2 separate regions of the Mus musculus genome follow, and region 1 is linked to region 2. A link is a loop called in an ENCODE intact Hi-C map of the cell type or tissue named here. Cell type or tissue: left cerebral cortex. All regions are shown on one strand. Each heading gives the region's core, and the rest is flanking DNA. Links, peaks and the distances in the headings are about the cores only. Region 1 holds the start of Prrxl1 (paired related homeobox protein-like 1). Region 2 overlaps Wdfy4 (WD repeat and FYVE domain containing 4).

Region 1 (15,185 bases), core at 3,789-11,788, 440 kb after region 2:
CGGGCTAGGCACTTAAAAGCAGCTTTCAGAAAAGCGATGCAGCCCAGTGGCAGCCACTCCGACCGGCCGGCCCATATCTGCTCGGCCCTTTTGCTGCTGCTGTTTAAAGATTTTTAAATTGCACGTGTTTTTCAGGTCCGTGTGTGGGGGGAAAAGTTGGGCATGATGCAATTTCTGGAAAGCAGATCCCGCCCTGCCTTCCCATCTGAAATCGCGGTTCTCTGCAATTGACCAGCCTCACCCCAGAGCGGTCAGATTTGCTTTGCAAGTAGCATCTCAGCTTTTTTTTTTTTTTCCAAAGCAAGGAAATGGATGTGCATTGATGTAATTTAGTACCTTAGAGACGCGGACAAATTAGTGTAGAACATTATCACTAGTTAATTATGAATGACCGATTAATCAACCTAATCTAATATTCCACATTATGTTGATGTTATTAAAGTGCATCATGAAAATGACAGATAGTCTTCATTTGCTTTCTTTGGCCAAATGTGCACTCTGCAGTCATGATGTCAAAAAAAAAAGTTTGCCAGTTTTAATATTAGAGAGTTAAATAATTTAAAAGAAGGTTTACCTGCACTCTGGCTTCTGTGAGGTTTATTTTCATGGCTAACTCTTCTCTGGTGAAGACATCTGGGTAGTGTGTTTGGGCAAAGACTGCCTCCAGAGCTTCCAGCTGGTAAAAGAAAGAAAGAAAAAAAATGGTGAGAGGCTGCGGCTGGGAGAGGGGAGGGATGCATAGATCAGAGCTGAGGGGTGGTGAGGAAGCAGTTTCAAAGATCAAATCCCAGTAGGAAATGGAGAAAAGAGCTGTCTGAAAAAATTCACAGAGGCCTGGAAGAAGTCTCAGCTAGTAACGGGGCTTGCCCCCAAGCCTGACGATAAAAAACGGAGTCTGATCCCAGAGACACACATGGTGGAAGTAGAGAGCTCACTCCTGCAAGTTACTCTTTGACTCTTCATAGACACAGTGGCATGCCTGTGCATGAGCACGCCCACACACACACACAGTGGCATGCATGTGCACACAAGTGCATCCACGCACATGTACACAATAAATAAATAAGATATATATATATATACTTTTTTTTTTTTTTTTTACTATATGGGTGCTGGGAATTGAACCCTGATCCTCTGGAAGAGCATTCAGTGTTCCTAACCACTGACCCATCTCTCTGGCCCAAGATATATTTTTTAAAATATTTTTTTTAAAAATGCACAGAATGATTTTTAAATCCCAGTTGACGCTGCAGCCAAGGCTACTACCAACCACAGTGTGCCTTCCTCAAGACATAGAAATAGACAAGTCATAGATGTTTCTGTTTGTTTACATTTAAATTTTGTCATGGGCATAAAAAGTCTAAAGGTAGTCTCGTGTATAATTTCCACAGTGCCACCATGGGAGTATAGAGAAGGCTGCCACCTATAAAACTCTCCATCAGTCACCCCACAGAATCCTTATGAGTGTGGGGTCATCCCACAGGTGCTCAGGAAAGAGACTGCTCTAAGGACACTCAGCTTGGAGAAGCCCAGTGGAAAAGATGCAGCTGTGTCCAGCAACACTGACTTCTCAGGAGGCAGCCTCATCGGTCAGCTTTCCCATCTGCCTTTCTGGGGACAATAATGCCCAACCTGCATTCTGCTGGCAGGGAAAATGTCACTCAGACCATCGGTCTAAGACACATGGGAAAATTCATAGCTGCTTCTCTACTGATAACCTGGAGTTACAAAGCCCAAGTTAACAAACTGCCCTTTCCCCAGGTAGACGCATAAGTCATTCAGAAAAACAAAGACTGGCCAACCCAACAGTTGGTATCATTTTAAAAGGCAAGGAGAGAGTGGCTCATCTGTGAATTTGGGGGAAGAAAATGGTTCTCACACACGGGGAATCTGTCCTTACCTGCTGAAGAGTGAAGGTCGTTCGATTTCTGCGCTGTTTTCTTCTAAGAAACCCATCATCAAAATCCCCTGTAGAGTGGTTCCCAAAAGGCGCAGTGCCTGCAGGGTTTAAGTGAGAGCAGAATGAGTAGAGAGACCCTGGTCTTCATTTACACACACACACACACACACACACACACACACACACACACACACCAGCCCCTTCCGGTGCTCTATCACAGGACACAAACCTGGCCCTCCCCGGAGAGCCTGACCTTCCAAAGTGCTTCTCTGTGTTCTCCTAGTGAGACCCTTCTTTTCACTATCTCTTGTTCTGTGTCACCACAAAACCTTTGGCTATTGGACCACGTTTCTCTATTTCATAGGACATTATTAATGGTGACCTTAACACCCAAGATGGTCAAGTCTACTCCCTTTGAAATTGTGGCCTCTGAATCAGGAGGGGTCAGTGGCTTGAGAAAACTCTGGTCCTCGTCTACGTTCCTTTTCCTGCCTTTCCCTCTGTCCCCTGTCCACTGTTCACTCACTACCATGGACCCTCCAGCAGAAGGTTGCATGCCCTCTCTGCTCACCTGTCAGTTCACTCCCCTTGTTACTAAAACCATCAAGGACTAAAGGCTGGGGAGGAAAGAAAGCCTTTCACACCTCTTTCCTCTTAGAAGTGCAGAATTCAAGGAGGTACGAAGTTTATAAATGATTATTAATTACCACTGGTCACAGCTCATCAGCACCATAGTGGATCCATTATAAAGACACCAATTAACAAAAGGCCTGCACCAGTAGAAAACCCTGCCGACTTCCTAGGGCCGTGCTCCAAGGGCATTTCAATAGGTAGCCAGGCCTTATCCAACACCCTGCGGTCCCCACTTCCCCAGAAAAGGAAAGATGCTGTTCTCTCCAGCAGCCTCCAGTGCTCAGGGTAAAGCCAGAGCAGAGTCTGGCCCCAGAAGTGCATTTGGATCATTTTCCAAATGTGCACTATTTACTTGATAGTCCACAATGGCTTCTTAGGAAAACAAATGAGTAAGTTTCCATTAACCAGTGCGCGTTTCACCTGCCACGGGCGCTGCTGTCACAATCATCAAGTGCTCAGCATCAGCTCCCAGGCCCAGCATCCAAACAGTACCCTGCACAAGCACCTCATCCCTAGGAGGCTAAGTCCTCAGGCCCTTCCACATCCAGTCTGCTACAGAGGGCAACCCTGAAGGATCACATGCCTTGTTGAAATACTGCCCCCCCCCATACTGGAGCTTCCCCCACCATCTTCCTGACCAAGTTGCATGCTTCCTTGAAACCCTTAGCAACAAACATTTCTCTTCATCTCAGTAGAAACTAAGCAGGAAGGATTCAAAGCAGCCTTATTTCCATCACTTTACAAGAGGCCCTGCTATCTTCTTTGGAAGTAGAGTATTTGACTGGTCAGCACGGAGCGTACTCTCAGGCTTTCTGGTCACAGTCTCCCCAAGTCTCCTCACTTGCACCTTGCTTGTGCACTGTTCACAATGCTTCCCAGCTGAACCCTACAAAAGCTGACTTCACCACACTAGCAAGAAAAAGACTGACAATCTACCAGAGAAGAGAGGGAGATGAGATAAATAAAAAGGACACTTGATAAAGTTATACACAGCTCCTTAAGCAGAACATTGTTATGTTCTGTTTCAATGACAATGAAATAACATGATCATTGTTTTGTTCCCAAAAAAAGTGCATAATGATACCCAGAACTGATAAATTATAGTAAATTGTGCACGTTTGTTCACTAGTCATGTATCAATTGGTGAAACTGTGTCAGAAGGCAGTTGAATAGAAACCATCAAAAATTTATGCACACAGGTTTTTAATCTATGAATGTAGTTATAAAGGATGTTGAAAGAGAGAGAGAGATGTTGGAGATGTTGCAATTAAGAAATAAAAGAGGATACTACAAATAGAATGTGTGGACACATTCTACAAAACAATACTGGAATACTACACAGCAGTCTAAAAGAAAATAAGCAGCTCTGTATACACAGGCACTGGGAAGTCTCAAAGTATTATGAAGTAAAGGAGAAAAAAACATGCAAAGTCCAAGATGATGTGACGGTATACTCTCAGTCAAATAAGACGTAGCAGACACGGAGCAAACGGTTCGGATGATGGGATCACAAGGAACGCACACTAGGGGTGGCTTTGGGAGAGGAGAGGGAGGCTCTACTAGTCACAGTGTAGGTTCTTGTTCTAACAAACTTTGAGACCCACACAGCACTAATTTAATATGGACAAAGTATCTGAGAAGTAAGGTCAGTCACACTTTGCTTTCTCCTCTGTACCACCCTAGAGTCCGAAGACTGTCCTCAGCCATCCTCAACTTTCCCAGCTTCAGAGCATCATCCTGCCCTTGTAACACTGACCAAGACATAAATTCCCCTCCTGAGAAACCGGCACAGGTGTATATCTAGAAAAGAATGACAGGTGCTTGAAGCCACCCTCTCCTGGTCACATCAACCAGAGTAATCGCCAAGGTAGGGCCCACACAGAGCACAAGTAGCAAATGTGAACTGTCTCCCCACTGCCCGTAAATAAGCTGAGAGCAGTAGGCAAGTCAGAGAGATCCTGGGATAGGGCAGTCTCTAAGTCACTGCTGCAGCCCATCCTTATAAACAGGAAAGGTTTCTTCTTAGGTCGCCCAGAATATAGACAACTTGCCAAGTGCCCAAATCTCCTCCTTTCCCACTTGACAAAAGTGCTGAGCTTGAAGTCAACAGTGCACAGCTACTACCCACGACACACCAGTAGGGTCTCCTTCAGGCCTGGGGTACAGTTGTAAGTGACCGCTCCTTTCTGACTGCCCTAAAGCCTCCCTGCCTGGGTTCTGCCTGGTGTTGAAAAGCAGGCATACAGAGCTTAACTGCTTCTCCCCACTAGCTAGCTTCCTTTAGCAAACTCTGCTGGACTCTTAAGGGCTTGTATATAGAAAATGAAAACAAACTTTCCCAAATCGTGGCTGAGACTGAAGACTGCTCAAGGCAACCTACAGCAAGGTGGACAAGTGTCCCGGAATTATAAACCTTTGAGTGTCTCCTCCAAACCACAGCACAAGCACGGGGGGGGGGGGGGGGGAGCGAGGGGGGGGGGAGTATGTACACCTGACGCTACAGATCACTGCCAGGAAGAACTCACCCTTTGGTTCCCAGGCCCTGGTTAGAGACACCCAGGGATGCAAGCTTCTCTCACTTCTCACTACCCCTGCCCCACTTAACAACTGGGAGAAGAAAACACACCAGGAATAGGGAAAGGCATTTCCCCCCTAAGGTCTAGAGACCTTAAACAACCAGACCCTGGTCCTGGGGGCTGACGAGCTGGTCATTTGTAGTCAGAAATTCAGTAAATCGCTGAGATGAAACTATTCCTGGACACTCCTGACAGGTAACTATCAGGGAGCTTGCATCCAGGGACAGCTTTGCCGCTAGAAACTGACTTTAAGTTGTCCAGAATTTCGTGTGCGATCCCGGAGCACTCTTGCCAACGCCCAGGGTGAGAGTAGGCCCTTCCTGACACGTAGTGGAGCCCAGGACTCAGAGGGCAGTTCAACTTGCTTTGGTTTTCTGGGATGTTAGCAAAACACCGTGAAAGATTGATGCGGGCCCCCTGGGCGGAGGAGCCCCGATTAGAGGCGTGACACCAGCATCTGTGCTGGGAGGACCAGGCGTCCCTGAGGCACCCATAGCCCGGGGCAGCGCGACCCAGGCGGAGAGGGAGGTGGGAGGCAGGTGGCACCAGGGCGGAGGGATGGAGCTGGATGTAGGGGGGGGCTAAGGGTACCCCTAAACCCTGCCAAGAGGCTGCCACCTTGTGGGGCGAAGACCCCAATACTTATCAACCCTTTTGTGGCCCGGCCCTTTTGGCTAGCTTGGCCTGGCCAAACAGCCCGGGAAAGCGGCGCTTACTCACCCTCTAGCTGTGGCGGACAGTGGAAATAAAACATCGCCGACGGTCGGATGGGCCCTGATGGCTGGACCAGGGCTGGTAGCGGCCTGGCAGACTTGTGCCTGTGCGTGGCTCCGGCCTGGCTGCAAAGCAAACAGCAATAGAGCCTGAGTCTCCTGCCCGCACACCCCGAGGATCACAGGGAGTGCTCCTCCTACTAAGCCCTTCCCGAAGCCCTTGGTCCCCTGGGGCCACCGCGGGGATGGTGGGAGAAGTGGTTGCACCTCCCTTCCCAAGCCACGACCCTACGGTCAGCCTTCGGCATAGGTCCTGCTGCTGGACAACCGCGCCCTCACCAAGCTGGGCACAGTCTGGCTCCTGGTTCTCAGGGGTCCCAACCACAAGCCCTGCACTTGGCCACCGCAGCTGGGTCCGGCGATCGCGCAAGGCCATCTGCAAGCGCAGCAGCTCGGGCCAAAAGCCGGTGAAGTCCCAAGGCCCAGCGCAGGGAGCCGGGGGAGCAGCACGGGAACCCTGCCTACCTCTGCGGGAGGCGGGCGAGAAGGCCGGAGTGCGCTCGCCTCTAGTCCGCACGCGGGGCTCGGCTGGCGGCGGGCGGGGCTTGGCGCTGCTGGCGCCCGCAGGACCAGAGAAGTGACTGGGGAAGTGGCCAGATGTCTTGCTGTCTGTCTACAGCGCGCGCCGCCGCTCAGCACTCGCCTTTATAATCTCACGCATAATTGGCCTTAATCTGATTATTTCCAGCGCTGTCTACAGCGAGTAACTTGGATAGGTCTATTGGGCCTTACAAATGGCCCACGTGGTGTAAAAAAAAAAAAAAATCCGTCACTTCTCAGCAAACATCAGGAATGTTTTTCCCTTTTTTTCTTTTAAACGAAGATAAAAACAACAGCTACCAATATCATCCCCCACCCAAAAGAGATTATGTTTTAAACACTCACCCCAACCCCAGCCCTCTGGGCCCCCTCAGTCTCAACCCTTCTTTCTCTGAGTGAGATTGGATTTGGGCTCGCCCTTGTCAGAGGCCTGGAGACTCCAGGACTGCAAAATTACCAAAGCGCTGCTAATTGTCGCCGCCGGATGGGTTTTGGGGGTACTCTTTGCACACGGCTTCCCTTTCCAAGCGATCGTACAAAAGGAAAGTTTGATTTTGTTCTCAGCAAGGGGTCCCTGAATTTATGTTCGCTTCTCCCTGCAAATGATATGCAGTGGGACCCTTCGCAATTACTTTTAAAATGCATCCGAGGCAGACACTCAGCGGAGAGAGACCGCCCTTCTCTCTGCCTGGGTGAAAATTAAACTCTAAAGTACCGGGTTGAAATTTTCAAGTCAGGGGCGCGGGATTGGATCAAATCACATAAACTGCAAAAAAAGCAAGTCTAATGGCGCATAATTGGTTCTGTAATAGCATTACACCAGGATAATAGCCCGTTACGGCCCCCTGCACTATTAAGTGCTTCCCTGGCGGAAAGCCTTTATGATATTAAAGGGGGAATATAATGATATTTTGGTTATTAAATGCGTGTAATTAATTTATGCACCACTGAAAATAAAGTTGGTATTATGACCCACTCAAGATGCATCAGAAGATGCGAATCAGACAACTGTTGATAAGTTCTGGTGTCTGTGTTCCGTCTAGACTGCCGATTTTATTTTGGGACAATGGCTTCTTGGACAGACTACATAAATTGAATATTTTATAAACATTCTAATGCTGCGTTTGAGAGCCTTGGCGGAGTGGTGGGTCGGGTCCCTGCCCGGCCTGAGATCCACCCTTGATCTTAAAGACACAGAGCTTTGGAAACAAAAGGCCTGGCGGGCCCACTCGTGGACCAGCGACCGGGGCAAGTAGCGCGGAGCTGGAGAACTGAGTGCTGAGGCTCTGGCCGGCCAGTGGACACCCCTGGGAAAACAGCCAGGAAGAAACGCGGCACCGCTCCGGCGGACTCAAGGCTGGGCTGGGCCTCTTGCACTCAAGCGGCCCTTTCTAGGCTCAGCCGCTCCCGGCCGGAATCGGCCCTGCTGGGAGCAAGAAGAGGCTGGAAAATGACTGCTCGGCTCGGAGCGAACAGACCCGCCGCGCCAGCTCTCCTCCAGGGCCACAGACTCCCGCAAGACCAAGCGGCGGGCCCGAGTGGAGAACGTCGGCGAGCCAAGCCGCCCCGTGCGGTGGATGGCGCGACCACCCGGCCAGTACACAGCTTCGAGGCCCGGAGCAGACCCTTTCTCGGTCCCAGGCCACGACGAACTCGCGGGTCCGGCTTCCCTCCAGGTCCGGCTCAGGGAGCATCCCGCTCTCTGCAACTGGTTCCAGGAGCCGAGGGCCCTCTGAGCGCCGGAGTCTGCCGAAAGCCCTCTCCGATGCTCTCCTGCCCTGAGCTTCAGCTTCCCCGGGCGCCTTGCGCACTCTGGGAGTCGAGCGCTGGGGAAGCTAAGTAAGAGGAAGGGTTCCCCGCCAGCTCCGCTCAGCGCGCACTTGCATTATCCGCGGGAGCCTCGGCCCCAGCAACCTAGTACCGACTGCCGCGTTGGCCCCAGAAAACAGAGACATCCAAGCTTCTATCAGTTCCCTGTGGCTGACATCGAGACGTAAGGATTTATGTGAAACCCTGATCTGTCGCGGGGTCTGAGCAGGCTGGTCTGGATGTCTGAACGTCTCCCCGAATCAGCGGAGGGATCAGGACCTTGGACAGCGGCAAGCGTCCCCACCCTACCAGACTTTTTGCTGGCCACAGAAACCACCAGTCCCTAGGGCCCCTGTGGGGTCCTGCAGTGCGCGGGCATCGAGGCCAGCGCAAGCGATTCCAGGCACTCCTAATCCTTTCCTGGCCCAAATCTTCGAAAGTCATTTGGGATGCGCAGTAAGCGCTGGGAGCAGGAAGTGAACTCCCGACTCTGCAGTCTCAAATGCATGGCTCCTACCGATGGCTACAGCAGAAAAATACCTCATGGTCCCTTTGCCTTCGGCCCCAGCCCTCCCACCGCCCCCTTGACGCGAACCTGTCTACATTCTTGGTCCTTGGCTGCACAACCAGCTCAGCTCTAAGAAAGCACCCACCTTGCAAGGGGCTCCCAGCCAGCTCCGGACCTTCAGCCTCAATTCGCCCGAAGTTCTTTTCCCATAACTACGAGGCTGGGCTCATTCCTATGGTAAAACGAGGCTGGGCTCATTCCTATGGTAAAACTGCGAATAAACAACCAACCAAAACAACCGCAGAAACGAAAAGCTACAGAAAACTTTGATGCTGTGAACCCCCTTTGCCCCAGTTGTCTCCAATACTCGGAGCCCTGGAGGAGAAGGTGACTTAATAGATATTCGTTATGGTCTCCCCTCACCAAAGGGGGAGGGGGCGTTAGCAAAGAAACTCTCATTTTTCCTTAATTCTTGTGCAGTAAAATGTATTTCCCAATTAACCGAATTTGCCGATCTGTCCCGCTTGGACACTCTGATAATTTACAACCTAAAAGTGTACTTTCTTTATCTAAAGACCAAGGTGACTGCTTTTAATTTTCTCTAACCTCTTTACACTTGATGTTCACCAGACTCATAATGTTAATTGGCTTCATATACGGATCATCAGTTTAATGAAGAAATAAATCCTGTGTTGCTTTATGTTTTAACAGTGATTGCTTTAATGAGGAATGTGACGTGTTCCAAAATCAAAGCTGCGGGAGACATTAAATAGGACTTCTATTAGGACAGAAATGCTTATTTAAAGTTGAAAGACAGGGTCATATTTCAGCATATTTTTTTTCTTTTGTGGGAGCCCTTCCCACCCACCCCTACCTACCTGGGTTGTTTCCAGCTTCTACAAGGAGACACTTCTGGGGTCCTGGAAGCTCCTTGTAATATTTAACTCCGTCAGCTTCAAGTTGCATTCCCTGTAAGAATCATTTTCTGGTTATTGCATAGGGCATGCTAACTTACCTCTTGTCCAGAAGGGCAGAGCGAGCACAGAACAGAGTGGGGAGTTCAACTTTCAAGGTTGTTCATGGTTTTAAATAAAGGAGGAAGAGAATAACACACACACACACACACAAGACTTGTGTGCAGATGTGTTGCGGAGGCAGCTTGCCCAGTGCAAACATATTCACAGTACTGGAAATCCAAGGCTGAACTCCAAAAAGCAAGCAGCTTGGAGAGTAGAGGAGGGAGCTGCTGCTGACCTGGGCTCTGCAGGGCAAGTGCTGGACCCCCACCCAGATCCTGAGAGCTTTACATCCCCCTGTCAATTAATAGCAGAGTAAAAATCTGCTTTCTCTAATGTGTGTTTGATTTTTCTAATTTTAAACAGGTTCTATGAAGGGAAAACTGTCTTGCAAAATCCCTGAGAGCAGCAATAGCATGCTGGAGATGGAAGCATCCTCCATGCAAGCTCTCGGTTGCTTGCAGTTATATTGTGAGGCATTTTAAATTGATTCCTGGAAAGTATCCTGTATCCCTAGAAAATGGAGGAGTTCGAGATGCTGGGTTGAGATCTCCAACACCATACACAGCTGTGTTTCCTCCCATTTGCCCTGTTTAAGGAAATCCAGGGGAACGTTTGGAAGCGCTTCTATGCGTATCTTGTGAACCCCAGCCCACGAGTGTATGCTGGACTTGATAACTGTGTTCAGGAGGGGCTTTTCCCAGCCTCTCTTTTAAAATTTCTCTTTAGCAAAAGCAATTCCAGTAAACACCACTTAAATCCATAACAACAGGGGCAAATAAAATACTCCAATTAACAAGCAAGAGAGAAAACATACTGGACTCCTAACTACTTATTCTGGGAAAGTCTAAGATATTTGTACTGTTACTTGAATGATGGTTTTAGAATACACACTTCCCTCCTAAGAGGGGAGGCAAGCTTGGCTGTGCTTAGCTGTGTGTTTAGAGTGAGTGTGATGTTCTACTTACAGTCAAAGGTAGGGTCATTTTGTTGCTTTGGAAATGGCCAATAAGGCTTGGGTTAGCCACACATGTAGAACATGCTTTTTTTTTTAATAGCAGCTAATTGAAATTGTGAATGAGCAGTTATGAACAGAACGCACGTGTAAAGGGAAAGACAGCTGTGCTTCTTACTAACTTAGAAATTCTCTATAACCCACAGCTTTATCTGCCATGTGATGACAGAAGCTGTTCACATGCAAACCACAGCATAATAGCCTCACATGCAATGGTCCAGGGCCTCGGGACCACATAGGTGCTGTGTGGATCTCACAGCTCAGCTTTCACTCTTGGCCTTGGCCTTGCTGATGAACTTAGAGGGTGGACCAAGGTCCTCCAATGGAGGGAAGCAGGTCCTCTGCTAGTTCCCTGTGAGCAAGCCCTGGCCTTCAGAAGCGAGATGAACTCATTTCCTGACCTCTGTGATACCTGCTGTCGGGGACAGCCGCGCCTACAGCAAGCTTTGTTGAAAAGACCAAAAGACCACACTAGGACATTTTCAGAACAGTAAACTATTGTGTATGATTCTATAGGGTGGAGTCATGTCATCTGACATTTATACAAACATATAGAATATCTAGCACTGAGAGTAAACTATGTATGTTGCAAACCTTGCACCCTGGATAATAAAGATGTGTCACCACGGGGACAAATGGACCTTCTAGTACTAGGAACTATTACAGAAGAAATATGTTTGTCACAGCAGAGGGCATATGGAAACTCTCCTTAGCTTCTGTTTAATTTTGCCATTTATAGAAAATATCTTTAAAAAGATAACTATTTTTAAAAGTTTTGAAATACAAATTATATGTAATGCCCAGCACGTAGCAATCACTCAGTGAACACCAGCTGCAAGTACATCCTCCTCTTCATCATCATCATTGCCTTGCTACAGTGATGGTGTCTAACTTTTCCAGTTTTCCCGTTAGGGCCTCTATTGGGGCTTCGGGTAGTAAACATGGCACCCCAGTCTTCTGTGATCTCCAAGACGAGTTTTCCGTGGGACAAGACAACAGTCCCCCAGGGAGAGCTCTGCTGTGGCTTCCCATGCTAGCCCTTTGCTCCTCTGACTTGCTGGTTCCCTACGTTTTCTACTTTTCACACTTAATTACATTTGTTCAGCTTTACTTGGCAGAGTTGTTTGGTTAGAACATCTAAGCACGGGCCTTTGTGTTGTGTTAATGGTATTCTATTTGGCCAACTAACGTGTTGTTGACGTATGATCCCATGCCCTTGACCTAAGTGTAGAACCTCTGCATGGCTACCGACTTCACCACTCTGTATGTCTTTGCATATGACCTCCTTGCAAACCATGGGACCTTCGTGATTTCCACACTGATGGTGGGTGACCTCTTGTCAAGCGTAGGGTAAGAATAAAGTGTGTTGAGGAAGACCAAGTCTACAGCTTCCAGTGTTTTAAGGTTGATCCTGGAACAACTTATGGTGCTCTCAGGTTCCAGGCAACGGAGGATCTGGCTATGAGAAGAGATAAGAATGATAGAAAACATTTGTATCACCAGAAGCCTGCATCAACTAAGCTTTCTGACCGCACAGTCTGGCCCTCTGGAAAGGCAGCTCTCAGAAGGCAGCCTGCCTCTTCTTGGAGGTTCTCCCATCCTCGGGTAAGCCCTTGCTGCTCTGAACAGAGATCTCCCAGTCTTTTTGGGAAGTCAAGAGAGGTCTTGACAGGACGTCTGTCAGTCTCCTGCCTTCTAGCCACAGTGTAGTTTTGGGGGTTGGGCCTGCATCCTTCTGGGGTGTGTCCTGGGACTTAGACTACAGTCAAAAGTCAGCATCTACATCCAAAGAGTTAGGGCTTCATTCATGGATCTGCTGGAGTCACAGGAGCAGAACAGTATCTTTCCATGAACATTTAGCTCATCAGTCTTAACTGTTATTAAAACATAGCCAAAAAATTGCTAGTAGGAAATGAAATCAATCGAGAGACATCTCAAACCCAACCCAGGCAAGCACAGGCAGCAGCTTACCTTCAGGAAGCAGGAACTCTCCAGTCAGCTCCTGGTTCCAAAGCAGTCAGTTCTCCTGTCAAACCTGAGGAGCGGCCCTGTGAGGTGGCTTTCAGAGCTGATGAGTAGCAGAGGCAGGCTAGAGCTGGGTTTCCCAAGCCAAGGCTCACACTCCCCGCCGCACCTCTTAAATAAGACACAGTTCTCCTAAAACACAAGCGCAGTCAATTGCCCATGCTAAGTGCTCAATAAACGTGCAGCACGTAATTGAAATGCCTATTGAACAAATGAAGGAAGTTTACTACATGAATGATTAGTAAACACAGCGAGGCTTTCCCGTTTCTAAGAGACTTGAATTATGTAAAGTGTGGTGGTGGAGGGGCAGATTTCCAATCAGGCAGACTTGGGGTCAAATCCGACTTCTTAAACCTCCTCCTTTATTGGAAATGCTTGCTGCTCAGTATCTGACTCAGCATTTCCTCTCTTCTCACCACCGCTCGCTCTCTCTCTCTTTCTGTGTGTGTCTGTCTGTCTGTCTGTCTATCTGTCTCTCACATACATACATACATACACACACACACACTCTTCTGTCTCTCTCCTACACCCAAACACTCTCCACATGCCTACCTCTCTCTAACACATGCCTTCTACCAAATACCTCTCTTCTCCTCCACCACCCCCCACTCACTTTTCTCACCTGTGCTTTTCTTCTTCCTTGTCCCTCCTCACACACACACACTTTCTTCCTTCTCCAGATGGACATGAACACACACACGCGCGCGCGCGCGTCATGAGCTCTCCACAACTCTAACTTTTCTATGGTGTTCATGAAAACCTGGACTCAGAGAGCACCCCTTCCTCCCCACAACAGCTCACAGCACTGCTCCCCTCTGTGCCGATGCATGTCCTTAGGGTACAGCCTGCTACCCGTGTTTCGCTGCTCTGCTACCCCTGAGGCTCTCTCAACCTCGTGGTACACGCGTTCTTGCCTACCATAACCATACAGAACCTCTCAGAACACGCCAGAGGAACTTGTCTCAACCGGCCACCTCATGTGATGGCAGCCCCTATGGAGCACATCTGGATCTTAGCAGAAACATTGCTGAGATCAGCTATAGTCTAGGACACGTTGGCTCAGTCAGTTGCCTCTCCCGGCACTTCGGCAGTCATCACACAGCCCTAACTGTCCAGGCTGGAGAGGAATCAGGCCCAACATGTCCATGACATATGGGAATCACACCTATCTTGCTAACTTCGACGATCTGGGTCCCAGGGTCCCAGCCTGCAGAGCTGTGGCTGTGATAAGACACCTTAACTGATGCAGCTTATAAAAGAAAATTGTTTCACTGCACTGTCATTCCAGGAGGTTAGAGCTGTAACAAGGAAGGCTCAGAGTCGGGTTTGGGGCAGCAGCGGAGAGCTCACATCCTGAATAACAATCAGGAAGCAGAGAAAACACACAGAGAATAGCAGACTTTTGAAACCTCATAGCCTGCCCCCAGTGACACACCTCCTCCCACAGAAAGGGAGTTCATATCGAGGTTGGTACTAGGGAGTGGGCTCTTGCTGTGACAATCCTACATGGTAGTTTTTGGGAAAACATGGAAGACTTTAGGACTCTGGACTAGGAGACATATAAACATTGTAAGCGGAGCTTAATGGACCACCCCAGTAGGATCTTGGAAGATAGTAGTGAGGAGAGCTATGAAGACTATGGAGGCTGCCTCAAGGGGCTTTAGACAGGAACAGTGTAAGCAAATGGGCTGGTAAATGTTCTTGTGATGTTTTGGCTAAGAAGGCTAAGATGTTCTGTCCATCTCCTAAGACATCTCCTGAGATTAAATAGAAAAGTGATGGACTAATATTTTTAGTGGAGAAAATTCTAAGATAGCCCAAAATCAGCTCTATCATGTTGTTACTAGTAACCACTTCTGTTCAGGTCTACAATGAAAATGAGCAAGCAGGGCAAAAAAGAAACACAAAATGCACAGTTTGGAGAGAAAAAGAGCACCAGGAAATTCAGTGTTGGATCCAAGGCACGTGCTGGAAGAGGTGAAGAGATTCATGAGACAGCCAATGAGAAGTGGAAAAGAGGCAGAGATGCCCCTTATGGTGAGACCCACCCAGCTAAGAAGAAAGGCAGGGTGCCCCTTAAGGCGAGACCCACTCAGCTAAGCCTCCGACTTATGAAAGGAAAAGGTCTAAGGAAGTTTCTGCTCCTAAAAAGCAACAAAACAAACGTTGCTGCAAATGTGAGGGGGGGGGGGGCCTGGGCTCCATGCTAACTTGATAGCCAAACTTGGCAGTGTTGTTCACAAAGTTCTGGCTTTAGGATCATGAAGGATATGTGAGTAAGGGGTCTTGGAGTCTTGCTCTGGGATCAAGGAGAACTGTTGAGGCCATGTGTGTGGAGAGGAGTCCCTGCATGGAGACCCTGAGAGGTCATTTGGTGACACCGTGAGAGG
Region 2 (15,185 bases), core at 4,485-12,484:
TTTCTCTTTCTCCGCATTCCAGATCTCAATGATCTGGAACCTGAGAAATAACTTCCTTCTCCTTGCCCGGTCCTGGCTCCAGAGAGGATGCTATATAAGCCTAAGGGCTACCTGGAGGGCCATCTTTCTCCAATAACCACCATAGGAGCTATGGGGCAGGCCTGCAAGGGGCAGGCATCTAAGTGTGGTGTTGCTTTTCTGCTTTGCAGAGGAGGAAAAGTGGCAGCATCAAGGCAGCCACAGCCTGGGCCAGGATGCGGGAACAGCTCTTTGGGGAGCTGGGATTGTGGGGCCAAATGACAGAATCCACACGCTGCTCCCGGTGGGAACTGGATGGGAGGGAAGGACCGGCTCGCATGAGGAAACGCATCAGACACCTGTTAGCATGGGAGCCCCTGAACCTAGGATACAAGGTAGGTGCTGGGTATGGTGGGAAGTGTGCAGAGATGGCTGTGTGTTCTCCACCCCTCCCCTTACCAGGAAGACAGCATGCAGGAGAGTCCTCAGGAGAATCCACAAACTTGGTTCTTGAAGCGTTTTAACAAGGAAAAAAGTGAGGCACTAAACCCCAGGCCCCCAAAGCCTGAATGAATAGGTGGGTGAGTGGGTGGGGCAATGTGTGAGTGGGTCATACTTATCAAACCCTGACCCATCACCACAAGGCAACCCACAACATCCAGGAGGATTCCTGCCTGGCATTGGCCACTGCTTACTCACATGAGTCTTTTTGTCATTGAACATTTGGTGTCTGTATTGCTAGGAATTTGTTATTGCACAAAATCCTGTAATAAGTTTACAATGAATAAAACCTCCTAAACTCAGCAACTCTGCAAGCTCAAACCAGTGACCCGCTTAGTCCACATAACACCCAGGCTGTATTGACTTCCAAGAGGAGGGATCTGGCTAGCCCTGTGAGTTGGCTCCCCTGAACTTCTTACCACTAGGTCATCAGAAACATATTTTCTTCATTTTAAGGGGCAGAATTCATTTGAATCTATTTTATAGTGGATGAAGAAAAATAACTGGCAATAGTTTTTTTATGTCCTCATTGAATATTCTTAATTTAAAATTATTATCATATGACAGCCTCTGGGAACGTTGGGGTGCTGGGAATTTTCCTGTTATCCATTCCAAGATGTGGTGTTTATGCATACTAAGATCGCTAAAACTTAATGAGAAAGTTTAATTTATTCAGTAGTAGACACTTGTATTTTAACTGTCACCAATGACTAGGAGCCTGTAGTAATTTCCCTCAAATCATTTTGTAGGATTTGGGGGCAGGAGAAAGGTATTTTGTCCATTATGTGGGCAACAATGCCAAGGCTTGCCTCTGTAACTTGGCTACTGGTCCCCACGGCCAGCTGTCTAGCCCAGTTCCCCTTCAGACTGACCACATGTAGACATCCAACATCCTGTGTAATCCTACCCTGGCACCTCCTTTGATAATTACTGTAAATCCTACTTAAAGGAAGACTGCAGTTTCCGCTCTCACTGAGAAACAATAAGCACTTGCATTTTGACATGATCCTGTAGGGTTTCGCCTAGTCTTCCTCTTGTAGCCGAGTCTGGAGTAACTTGAGGGGATTATACATGTATCTGTGAATTTGTGGAAAGGAGTCAGGTATAAGCAATGCTTGGGATTTATTTTCTCTGTTCTTTCATCCTATTTCAGGAGAGCCAAGAAGGAAAGGGTGATGTTTCTCAGACAAATACTGGAAACCAAGGTATCAAGTTTATAAATTCATCTTTTTCTTTTCAGTAATTAAACATATTGCTGATTTCATTTAATACCTCACGAAAGATATCACTGTGTGTGTGTAGAGGGGAAGGGATGCTAGGAACAGGAGTTGCTGGCACATGAACCTTTTAGTTCTGTGCTTCGGAATGTATGGGGTTTATCCAGGGCCAGAGCTCTTTGTGTGGGAGAGTTTTAGTAAGCTTAGAATAGTAAGCATGGGTGCCTCATCAGTTTGGTATATTGGGTAGACTTTTAAAGTGCCCGAAATCAGTTCAAATACATGTTCTGTATATGATCAAAACATGTAGAAGGATAGTAATATCTCTTAGAATAAAAATGGATGGTATAGATATTTAATTCTTTCACATTGAACTCTTCTATTACAAAACACAAACTACATGACAGTCATCATATACATCAGACTTAAAGACGATGTGTAGAGTCAATTCTGACTTGCTGAAAATCTAGGACACACACCACACACACACACCTCACACACACACACACACACACACACACACACACACACACACACACACACACATGAGAGAGAGAGACACACACACAGCAAAGAGCTGGGCTTAATAGTGCAGAGACGCTGTCACTGGTTGAGAGTAGCCACTGGCCACCCCTAAGATCTAAGGACCTCACATCACAGGCTGCAGGTCTGAGTTCAAAAGATAGACACAAGTGAAAACAGAAAATTGAAATTCTCTCTCTCTCTCTCTCTCTCTCTCTCTCTCTCTCTCTCTCTCTCTGCTGCCTGAGTAGCAGGTTTGCTGATAGGGTTGCTGCCTGCCAGCTGGCAGTAACACAAGCCCAGACCTGAGAATCTCAGGTTCTGATATCAGATTGACTTTGGGGTTCCACTGTGGCCCGCTCATTAGCTTCTTTTCTCTATGCTCTACGCTCCTAGCTCCAACATCACAGCATCCTCACCTGCTCTACCTCTCAGAGGTAGGGGCTAAGTGATGGGAAGTGTGTGCTGTCTTTCCATAGATGTATCCTTGGGCAGCTTCATCCTCTAGCTGGATGGGCAGAACCTTTAGGTATCTATAACCTGGGCTTCCTAATATTGCCAGTACAGACCCTAATATGGCAGATCTCTTGCAAAAGAGTAATAAGGACCTTCTCAGATGCCAATCCTTTCAGAGTTATGCTCTGTTCAGATGACGAAGCCAGTGAGGACTGGCCCTGGGAGCAGCAGATACTTTTATCCTTCCAGATATAAGATTCCCAGGTTGCAAGGTTGTTAAAGAGCTGAGCTTTGGCACAAAGAAAATGGCTCATAGCTTTGCAGTATGACCAGCATGCCCTTTGCAGCCATGGGCACACTGGGAACACGTGAGTAGAGAAAGAGCAAGATGAGGACATCCATTCTGTCATCTGCTTAGCTTAGGTCCAGATGTCCTGGCTCTTGGAAAACAAATCAAGAAATGAACAGAAATGACGGCAAAGTTGCATTTTTGTTGTTGTTGCTGCTGCTGCTAAAGCCATTGTGTCTCTAAGCAGCAGAAGAGGAACTTATTGATAACGAAATAGCTACACAATGGAATACTTCTATACCTTTTAAATTGTTGGAAAAACTTTTAAGTGGATTGGGAAAGTACTTATGGCATAATCTTGGGTGAAAATTTGTAAATGCAACATTTACATTATGTTAAAAATCACATATACATATAGAAAGGATAGCAGAATTGTTTAGTCATTTTGTGAACAGTGCAGCTAAACACACTGAGGCAGAAAAGAGCTTGCTTTGTACTCAGGAAGGCCTGCTTCCCGTCCCCTCCAATTCAGTAGCCATATGGCCATGGGCAGAGTCTCAAGCCGTATTCAGATATTTTCATTTGCAAACTGAGGGTGAGATGCTGTAGCTGAGACAGGACTGTATAGACAGATGCTACCTCAGTGTCCAGCCCAGAGCACCTACTGGAGACTGAGACTTGTCATGCATTAGGGCACACAAGTGTCTTATTCTTTTTGTTCATCAGTGCACCATGGCATTTCTGATTCCTTTAAACAAAATATTGGGGCTTCTGTTATTTAGAACTATATCAATGACACCCTTGTAGAAGAGAGAATAAATGGGTTCAGAAGGAGCAAATCCTAGACAGACCTAAGGAGAGATGCTCCATTGATCAGTGAGAATGAATTCCAAAATGTTGCTTTGCATCCATTTGATAGCTATAGAGGAGCCAGGGCTAGGCACACCCAGTTGAACCAGCTTGCAGGTACATGAGCTATAACACAGGTCAGGTGGCGGTATTCCTTCTCAGAACCATGGAAGGGCACACTGACCACCTCTACACCAGAGCCTCACAGTTCCTCTCAGTGACAAAGGCTCATGTTGTATGCTTCCCATTGTGACGTCATGTGGCTCACACCAAGACAATGTGTCCAGTTTTCATGACTGCAGATGAGCTGACAACAGAGGAAGCTGAGAGCAGGCCGGATGAGGTGGGAGTGGATTGCACACAACTGACCTTCTTTCCTGCTTTGCATGAAAGCCTGCACTCAGAAGACTTCTTGGAATTGTGCCGGGAAAGACAAGTCATTTTACAAGAGCTTCTTGATGGAGAAAAGGTAATAAACACATTGGTAGAGTCTCGGTAATCCATTAAGACTGTCTGATGGCACAGAACTAGGATGACATCGCTCATATAGGGGATCTTCAATAATGTTCACACCTGCCTACTACATACAAAATAAGCAGAGGGGGCAGCCTCCTAATTTCCATGGTCTCCTATATGCCCTATGTCAAAACATCTACAAGATGAGACTCAAGCTAACAATGTGTTGTATAAAATGTCTTCTAAATGCTTAACCTGACCTTGTAGCAGTTCCTAGGCCTCCCACCAAAATCTGGCCACCCTGAAAGTACACCTACACCTGGAGGGGCACTATGCTTTGACACGCCCACCAGCATGCTCCCTGACCATCTCTCAGGCCTAGGAGTGCATGGGTTGAGTTGTGTGTAGTGTCATACATCTTCCAAAGGATTGCATGGAGAGGAAGTATGTGCCAGCCTTGGAGACAGGCCAGAGCTGGTGGGCACACAATTTGGGGTCCTATTGGGTGGTGTTTAGATGTCCCAGCATGGGCACAGGAATGTATATTAGCTTCAGATTGCTGCAACAAAATAATTAATAATTATAAAGACAAAAACTTGTTTAGGTCCAGAGTTCTAGAGTTCAAGACCAACATAAAGTGAAAATAAATAAATAACCAATAAAAATAAATAAGTATGGAAGAAACCCAGCCCTGCAATGCTCTGTTAGTTTTCCACTGCTAACATATGGACATATAACTTAGTGACTTGAAACAATGTGTAGTAACTTCCTGGGGAATCCAGCACTGTGGGGCTCTGCTGGTTCATGTAGAGCCTCAGAGTACAGGGATGCTGCCAGTGGCTGGGGAGCCTTCTGGAGGCTCTGGGAATCTATTCCTTTCCAGACTCATTCAGATGCTGGTGGACTTTGGTCCATGCCTCTGTGTGTGTGAGGGTTGATGGCTGTCAGCTGAGTCCTGCTTAACTTCTTGGGAAAGGCTTGCATTCCTCGCCCTGTGGTCCCCTCTCCCCATCTTCCTAGGCAGCAAGAGGCTTGTGTCAAAACTTTCTCTCTGGTGAATCTCTCTTCTTCTGCCTTACCCAGTCTTTGTCTTCTCTTCTGTGGCTCATCTCTGCTGGAATCCTATGCTGCTGGAGTCAGAGCTCACTTTGGCCTCACTAGATGATCCAGGAAGCTCCTTATTCTTCCAAGACCAACAAGGTGACATTTGGGGTTCAGCCTTTCCTGGGCACAACTGTGGATAAGCTCTGAGGTTTATAGACCCGGCCCAGAGGAATCCCAGTTCCAACCTCTTGCAGCTGACAGAAATCCTTGACACATTCCCTATGTCTGAGAGTCTTTCCTTTGTCATTGTACGGCTTTCTCAGGCACATGCATGTCCAGTGACAGCCTTCTTGGGGCCTCATTCTGATGGACTAGAATCCGGACTGTGTATAAGTAACTGCCTTTCCCATATGGAGGCAAGGCAAGCATCGGAGACTTCATCCTCCCTGGAGTTTTACTTAAGCTTCAGTCTTCCTTGGCTTCCCTGTCACACAGCAGGATGCTATCACAGTGCCCAGCAGGGGTCCCCAGAATGTGCCTGAATCCCAGCAGGGGTAGAAAGATGTGAAGAAGTTGAAACTGCCAGCTCCTACTTAGAGCTTGTGATCCTGTACCTGCAGGGAGAGGCTGGGTGCAGAGGAAGGAAATCCAACATCAGCAACCTGGAACTGGAAGCAAGTCTGTACAAGATGAGTCTCGCCCAGGCTGAGCACTGGTGCTTTGCAAGTGATGCTTGGATTCATTTCATAGGTTGTGCTTGAGTCTCCTGCATAGGTCACATGCATAGTCTCCAGGACATAGTTCCTGCTCTGTTGTGGCCTTAGCTCTGATCTATAATGACCTCATCCCCGGTCTACCAGAGTCTTATCACTGAAATTGGACTTTTGGCTACTTTATTGGATTCTTTTATCCACCTCCTCCCAAACTTTATCCCATCCTTCCGACCCCCCCAGGCAGGAGAGAAAGGTTGGAGAGGAAAGAGGGTGTTGATCTTGTCAGACTACTTCCTGCTGATTAGGGGCATTGAGTTTTTGGAGGCAAGACTGGTCTTTGTTGTCAGGATATCTCCAACCAGCAACCAGCAATCCAGCAAGCAGCAAACAGCACAGTGAGGAGCAGCAACGTCTGCCTCTCAGGGCCCGGGCATTTATATACCCTGTGAAGAGTCCCCAGAATTTCAAACGTGAACTATCTTCAGCTGGCAAAATGCCAGTGCACAAGACTAATATCATAGTCAGATGTTGGGGACAATAGGAAGTAGCCCCGTATCCCACACCTGGGATTAAAAACAAAAACATATTCCCCTAACAGACCTGGGTTTTGTTACGTTATGGGAAACGAATATTCTCATTACACACCATGGCCTCGGGCTCAGCATACTCTGACTTTATCTCTAGTCTGCCATGCCTGATCACTAGTGTATGGCGACCTTATTTCCGCTCATTCATGGTCTTATCCCTCATCCTCTGTGATGTTGCTTGGTCTACCATTGCTTTTGTCAAACGTGGAACTAGAGTTTGAGGTGGGATGTGTGGGTCTGGGGACTTCAGAATATGAACACACTCAAGCAAATATAAAGTTTGCCCCTGTCTTCACAGTACACCAGACCTCCCACATTTTCCAAATTTCCTAGAACAGGACATGGCAATGTAATCATGTTTGCATCTCAGAGTCTCCTTCTCCCCCCGCCCCCAATATCCTTTATTCTTATTCCTAGAGACCCCAGGGCATAAATTCCTTCTAGTGAACCTGGTGGTCTGTCTCTGCTGAGACCTTTGGAGTTGCAGAATCTATCCAAGACCCAGGGCTGTCACAGCCCTGGGACTCCGGGTGGCTTCAGCGGAACTCATTTCCTTGTGTGATCAACTGAGCCCTTGCTGCCTCCAGCAATACCTGGGACGGTAATTATTCTGTTACTCAGCGCTGCCTTTGCACCATTGATTAATGATTCCCAGAACTACAGCACATTTCTCTGCAAACAGCTCCATTTGCTGTTTGTGTGGTGGATTTAATGCATGTTAATTGTGGGCCCGTCAGTCACTCCATGCTGGGGGTAGTATGTCATACCCTCCCATGAAACTTCTGGATCCATCCAGGCTTAGAACTCCATTCCAGTGTTAGATTCTCTCTGCTGTTTGTTATTATCTTTGATTCCATGGCAAATTAAACAACTGAATTCTTTTTGCCTACAAACTGAATGCCAAATGCGACTTGGACTGTGATAGCCAGATCAAAGGGAGAAGTTTTTGCTCTGGACAGCATCGCTCACAAGCTCTTCCCAGGTGTTTTTAACGAAAGCTGCTTGCAGGAGGCTAACGAGGGTATTAACATTGTTGTTTCTGAACTGCCTGTTTGAGTGAATCACTAGGACTTGATAAAAAGCACAGCTGTCTACATCATCCCTGATAAATGCCTTCGAGGCCCTCTGCAACATACCTTTTATACAAAGTGATCCTTGAGTTGACCTATAACTTGCCTTCCTCATTTTTGTACATGCATAAGCTCATATATATGCATGCATACATATGTGCACATGTATGCATGTGCATGGCTGGCCCTTTTCCTAATTATACAGAAGTGCTTCTTTCACACACATATTTAACTATGTATGTATGTATGTATGTATGTATGTATGTATGTATATATGTATGTATGTATGTTAACCCTAATCCAGCCTTGGGATTACCTCTTTGTGACCTAGTCTCTCCCATGCAGCCTATGCTAGACATAGGCTTCACTGCACTTTCAAATGCCTGTCCTTTCCCATCTTAGCTGTACAGCGGCCTTGGTTAGACCATAAACCTCTTGAAGGCATGATTCCATTCCCTCTGTTTCTCCAGTGAGTGGGGCATTTGCTAATACTGCTGTGCAAGATTGAATGAATGAAGGAACCAATAGACAGGTGTATTCCAAGCAATACCCTTAGATCACATGAAACAGCTTTGCTCTCTGCCTAGTTGGTGTCCTTGGCTCACCTTCTTAACGAGTGTTCTTCATATCATCTACACCAGCATCTCCTAGGTGTGGTCTCAGAATGCTACTTCTAAGCCCCAACTCTGCACCTGCTAGAATGAAACTTTTAGAAAGTGGTCTGGGAGGATGAGGTTTGTGCAGCAGCCTTTAGGACTCAATGTTCTGCTGTTTCCAGGACATATCTCTTAGTTAGCTTTTTGTCACTGTTTCAAAACACTTGGGAAAAACAACTTTTAAAAAAAAGATTTACTTTAGTTTACATTTAGTAGAGGTGTTGGCTCTGCTGCATTCGGTTTGAGCTAAGGGAGAATATCATGGTGGCTGAAACACGTGGCAGGGATTGGTTGCTCACTGGTGACCAGGAAACACACACACACACACACACACACACACACACACACACACACAGAGAGAGAGAGAGAGAGAGAGAGAGAGAGAGAGAGAGAGAGAGCAGCCAGGCAAAGGAAAGGCCCAAAGTGACTCACTTTCTCCAACTAGAGCTCAGATCTCAGTAAGGCGTAAAATGACAAGTTCATCCGTGGATTAATACATTGATTAATTAGGCTAGATCCCTCATCATCCAGTCCCCTGACCATTATCCCATCAGCCAGCTGACCACCGAGCCTTAACACGGAGCCTTTGTAGTATTGCAATCTCAGCAGACCCTCAAATCCAGGTTTATAACACTCAGAGATCCTTGCTAGATACACTGTGGGTGAATTGCTAATACATATCCTCATTGACTGCGGGGGTGAGCGCTGTGCTTTGAACCATCTTTGGGATTTGTGGTATGTTTCACATTACACTGGAGTAGGCAAACAGTGTCAAAGTCACTGTCTTTCCACCTGGTCCCCAGAGCCTGCAGAGAGAGGAGGGAGGCTTGGCTTCATTGCTTCTGTGGAAATGGCACAGGTAGGCAGGCAGGGGGCGTTCCTGCTCCTTGTCTGGGAGAGAGTTCTTAAAGAGACCCAGCGCTGCTCTTCTTTGCCTTGCTGCTGCGTTGAGGCACTCAAACTTAGTGGAACCTATTGCTTTAGGATTCTTTGCTCTCATTCCTAGTGTGACTGAAGCTCAAGGTAATTGTGGTCCACTTAGAAAAAGTAGAGAGTTTTCTGGGGAACGAACCCAATTATGATTTTGGTAGCCTGTCCCTTTTTGGTAGTTTTAATTTAGTTTTTCTCAGCAATATTTTTGAAAATTAAGTATATAATTAAACCCTCATAACCTCAGAGGCTGTCAATAGATTCTACCACCTGTGAAGCAAATAAAATAAAATAAAATAAAGCATTGTGTCTGAACTGAGCTCTTGTTCTTGCAGACTCCAATCTGTCCATTCTTCCCTAGACAACACAGTATAGCGGTGTAGACAGTGCTGGCATGATATTAAGTATTATAAATCATCTAAAGATGATTTAAAGCAATAGGAGAGACAGAAGGGACTGGAGTATCTGTGAAATTTGGTGACAGTGGACACAGGTTCTAGAAGTGTCCCCAAGGATATCAAGGGATGATTGTCCCTGAACTGTTCGCTAGTCCTAATAGCATGAACTGAGGGCCCAGGAAAGAGTTACATTGTTCACCTGAAACAGAAGAGAGAAAATAGACGTGGGCCTCTCCAATGATGGCTGCTTCCACTGACCCGTCTGGGCCTCAGCCTTTCCATCTACACACTTTAGTGCCGCACAAGATTATAGACTAGTTATGCTACCGACAGCTTCCCTTGCCCTTCCTAGACACATCACTGAGATCTGGCTTTGGGGCCATGTGTTCTTACAAGCTGACACTCCGTGACTCCGGTTGTTGTTGTCCCTCGTGTTTTATCTCCAGCCTCTCCGGCTTTCCAGACAACCTGTTGGTCACCACCATCCGCAGATGGAGGGATATTTACTTTCTTAGTTATCCACCCACTGGGAATGACCATACATCATCTAGCAGGTCTTTAAAAAGTTCTCCTGGAGAAGCAAAAGTTCCCCTTGTCTGAAGTGATCGATAGCATCAAGGCATGAGGGATTTCTTAGTCATGAGTAAACACGGATGGAGCCCTCTCAGGGCTCATTTAAATGGAAGAGCAGGTAATAGTTCACTTGGGCTCGTTTTCTAGATTTTAAAATGCCATTTCTTTTCTAGCAGAATCAATTTTTAAGCTATTAACCCAGCTCTCTTTAGACATTTTTCTTGTGGTTTGGTTTATTCTGGTTGTTACTTAAGCCTCCCAAAGGGAAGCATCAGATCAGACTGTGGCATGTGAGCCAAAGCCCCGCTGCCGGAACTGTGGAGGGTTTAATGGGGATGGCATCGAGGGAAGGGGAGATGTTCTAGGGGTGCCTATGCCAGGGCTGGTGCTGTGGCTTCAGGTGTCACCTTATGAACTTGGGGATGGGACCTCCAAATTTTACCTGTAAAAGATACAGGGAAAAAAAATAGTTGAAGCAGCCTGGCATAACTCTAGGTTATCAGTCTGTATTGTGATACTATACTAAAGGACTTGAAGCTTAGTGCTTTATGAAGAAAAGAGATTTCTTTAGGTTTATGAGTCTGAATGGCTGGAGGCTCGTATGCGGTGATTATCTTCTAAATGACAGAGTCTCAGGGTGACACAGGGCATCATGTAAGATAAAGGGAGTATGTGTGAATGTGTGTCTTTCTTCTGATATTCTTTTAAGGAAAACACCCAGTCTTAGAGGCTTCACCCTGATGATATTCTTTATATACTACTATACTACATATTATAAGTATACAATAAATATACCACACATGCGAGGGAATCCAAAAGGCCCTCCTTTATACCCTCTTACCTCACAATGGGCATTAGACTGAGTTCTTGGAAAATATAGTCAAACTGGATTCAAGTTGTAGCACCTTCCTAACAACGGTGGCAAGGCATAAATTTAGTGCTGATTTACAAGGGAGCAATTGGCAATAGCTATGGGAATTTAAAACATCCTCACCCCGAACCTCCAGTCTTGTTAATAGAACTTTATTCCTCTGCTGTACCCACCAATTCACAATGAGTTTGGCAGCTCTGGTATGCCAAATATTTGAAAGCAATTTAATCTATAAAAGATTGGTCAAATATCCTGCAACATAGTAAAAATCAGACAAGTCTACAGGAGGTCATTAGGAAGGGGCCCTGCAGTGGGCTGCAGACTAGCTGTAACAAGGTAACTGTGTGAAACATGGCACTTATGTAAAGACAGAAAAGTGTAAAGAAAGCCCAGAGGGGCTTGCATTCAGAAGGCCTTTGTGAGGCAGCCAGACATCCCCTGATTCCTAGCCTGGTTCCCCTCTAATCTTTGTAAACTCACTGTAAGATGAAACATCCCCAAACCTCATTGCACCGAATCCACCAAACTAAACCACTGGGTCCATTAAACTCCTGAATCCACCAAACCTAACCATTGAGTCCACCAAATAGCAAACTGATTGAATCTACGGTGAAGCCCTAACTGCCTTTTCCAAAGGCCTCATCAGCTCAGGCTGTTTGCAGGAACTGAACCTCAGCTCTGGCTTTGCTGATACAAACCACATTCAAACCACAGTGCTTGTGACCGTGGCTTACTTATCTAGTTCTAGAGATGGGGTTTATAGTGCAGCCTGGCTTCAAACAAGCCTTGCAACTAATCCTCCTGGTTTAGAATCCCAAGTACTGGGAATACAGACACATGTCACATTCAGCCTTTAGATCATTCCCCAACTTACACACACACCCCACAGACACACACATGCACACACCCACACACACACACACCACAGACACACACACCACAGACTCACACTCCACACACATATCACATCACTTACCCACCCCCCCAACACACACACTACACACTCACATACCGCACACTCATACCACACACACACTACACACATACTTGGGTCAATCTCACCCAGACACCCCTGCCCCTTCACACTTTAGTGCTGGCATTATAGGTGTGTGTCACCCTTGCCTTTCAGTTTTGCATTTGTAAGGATGGAAATACTTGGAGACAATATGGACGCTGGCCTTATTCTTAGTCCCTTTGGTTTTCATTCATTATTTATTCATTCTTGCTGGAATGTAAGTCATTGCATTGTCACAGGTCAGAATCCTTGGAAAGCAAGCTGGAATCTCCATGTGGCTATGCTCTCAGGGAGTATTTTGGAGTGGGGAAGTCAGAGCTGACCCAGGATGGTTGTAATGCAGAGCTAATCACACCCAAACAGTGGCTCTGAATTGAGGCAAAGGGGCTCTAGTCTCATGATTCATGTTGGCCTGTTGTTGAGGGCAACTTGTCACTGGCGCCCCGGGTGCTCTCTGTCAGTGAAGGAGTGTGGCCTGCGGTCCAGGAGCAAGGTTCTACATGGACAATGAACATTCAATACCCATGCTTGCCTTGGCTTTACAGAGACAGCAGTACCAATCTTACACTTGTTTTGAACATACCTTGGTTCTACTCCTGGCTCAGCTATTCATTGGCTATTACCTGGGCAAGTTTTTGTCCCCAGTAAAACTTGTCTTGATATGAACTGGGGAATGCTTTGTTTGTCGTGGAGCTTAACAGAAGAGAAACAACTTTGACATGCTTAGGAACCACAGCAGTGAGTCCCAAGTGGTACATCTACAAAACACTCCCCAGCATAAGGCTCAGGAAATGTGGCAGAAGAAGGGGGCAGAGAGATTGTAAGAGGCAGAGAATCAGGGAATTTGTTGTGGTATGTGTCTCCTAGGAAGGGCCAGAAGATACTCCTAGAAAGTTCACCAACATGATGACCTAAACATTATCCAACAAGGACAAGGACAATAGATGTGCTAATGGGGATAGGAGAAAGCAAACGAGGCTCAATCCTACACAAAGAACTGCTGGCAACTAAGGACTGCTGAGAACAGGAGAAATAGTCTCCTGTTGGAGCACACCAAGTGGTTATTCAATACCAAATTATCAGCCCTGAAAACATACTTAAAAGTAACATTACACAGACTGCATAATTACACAGGTTGTATTTAAAAATATGTATGCATAAATGTATGCATGCGCATGTGTGCATGTGAGTGTGTGTGTGTGTAAAACAATAATTAATAGCAATAGAAGTCTTGAATTTGAAAAAGAGTAAGGAGGGATATATCAGAGGATTTGGAGGGATGAAAGGGAAGGGAGAAATGGTGTAATGATACATATGTATATGTTAAATACATATATATATATATATATATATATATATATATATATATATATATATATATTAAATGACACCCAGATGGATTGATAAGAATGGTTGTGTCCATATGTAGATTAAAAACTACATGGGATGATGGTATCACTGTGCCACATGGGCTGTGGTTGAGATTGTGTAGCCTGCCATTCTTGCAAGCCACTACCACTGACAGTTCCAACTGTCCTGTGAGTTCTTCATAAAAATCACGGGCGTGGCGTGTTTCCCAGGCACGCGGTCTGACTTTGGCACCCTCTCTCCCTCCAGGTGTCACAGAAGGTCCCCATGGTGATTGTGCAGGGCCACCTGGTCTCAGAGGGGATCCTGCTCTTTGGCCAGCATCACTTCTACATCTGTGAGAACTTTACTCTGTCTCCTACAGGCGATGTCTACTGCACCCACCACTGCTTATCCAAGTGAGTTCTCCACTTCCCCCAGCAGATTCCCCCAAGCCCTGCCTACTTCTGGTTTCCTCTTCTCCCCTTCCTACTGGTTATCATAGGCTTAGAGCCATGGAATAAAATAGATGACTCTCCAAAGACAGCCTATGGGCTGGGTAGCAACATGGCAGCCCTGTATGTCTCCCCTGCCAGGCCATGTGTCTTAGTACTTGAGGACCTTCCCTCAGGTTACTTGGATAACAGACTTCAGTCACATCAGGGTATGTATTCAACGACTCACTGACTGCCCACTGTTCTTATGAGATAGTGGCTGCTGCCCAAGTCACTGGAATGACATGGGCTACACAGACAGGCTTCTTGGCAAAGAGGTCAGAGCACACTATCATTCTGGAACAAAGCATACATGATACAGGGGCTCTTCTGTTACCATAGCTGGGAGACATCCTGACTGATGAAGGAAGGGAGAGCTGCCTGATGATATGGCTAGAATCTAATAAGGCCGAGGTTTGGACAGTACTTTTCCAACAATTATCCGGGTAGGGTGGCACATGGGTTATCCCCAACACTCAGGAGGCTGGGACACGGAGATGCCAAGTGTGAGGCCAGCAAGAGCTACAAGTGAGAATCCTATCTCAAGAAAAAACAATGCGAAGTGACCAAGTGAGGAAACGATGTCTTCTGTCTTTTCCACAACTAGTAGCAGACATCATCAGCAGAAAAACCTTAAGGCCTCTCTGTAATGATAGATGTTTGCTCTTTTGGAGTTCAGCCAGCTCCTACTGACTAGTACTCCACAGAGTACTGTGCTCTGTGCTCATGAAGGACAACCATCCGAAGTCAGACCGATAGTGTTTTGCAGTTGTCAAATTGTGTGTTTTCTCATGGTCTTTGTTCTTGATAGATGGAGAGTTTTTCACTGTGGTCTGCCATGGTTCCTCTGGTGACAGAGCAACTTCTTAGTCTAGTGACTTTCAAAGTGGCTTACTCCAGAGTCACCCAGAAGGATCATTAGCACACAGACTTCTAGGCTCTACCCTTTCTGTAGTTTCTAATTTGGTAGGTCTGGTGGGATCTGATATTTTGCCAGCTCCTAGCTCAGGCTGATTCTACCAGTCATCGGGGACTATATACTTCGAAAGCCATTGTTTACAGATGTTGGCAAAGAATTCCGTCTTGACCTGTCAGTGGTAAGAGTTTTAACTCCCAGCTATCGTGATTTCAGGAAGCCGGAGTTAAAGGGTATGTGCAAGAGTGTTTGCCAGCCCACCC

What was found. A loop is a pair of places that touch in the nucleus more often than their neighbours do. Peaks named below come from ENCODE experiments on the same cell type or tissue, not always from the same donor. Only the 100,000 strongest peaks of a DNase experiment are listed, where the experiment ranks them.
Region 1: a loop joins it to region 2, with 2.0 times the contacts of the local background. A loop is called at or near these places in 3 of 42 quality-filtered maps.

What each region holds. Positions count from the first base shown.
Region 1 is chr14:32,590,709-32,605,893 of GRCm38, reverse strand. Prrxl1 (paired related homeobox protein-like 1) reads right to left here and starts at 6,486. Exons shown (of 7, transcript NM_001347590.1): 1 at 6,348-6,486; 2 at 5,830-5,948; 3 at 1,901-1,998; 4 at 575-676. The coding sequence starts at 5,863. In left cerebral cortex, for the core only: no CTCF peak of the experiment used is centred there; DNase peaks (open chromatin) are centred at 6,428 and 8,283; H3K4me3 peaks cover 855 bases.
Region 2 is chr14:33,027,693-33,042,877 of GRCm38, reverse strand. Wdfy4 (WD repeat and FYVE domain containing 4) reads left to right here. Exons shown (of 59, transcript NM_001146022.2): 38 at 210-413; 39 at 1,673-1,724; 40 at 4,155-4,321; 41 at 13,783-13,931. Among named protein-coding and RNA genes, the nearest start is that of Lrrc18, 44 kb to the right of the region's middle. In left cerebral cortex, for the core only: CTCF peaks have their summits at 5,868 (motif pointing right) and 9,237; a DNase peak (open chromatin) is centred at 9,230.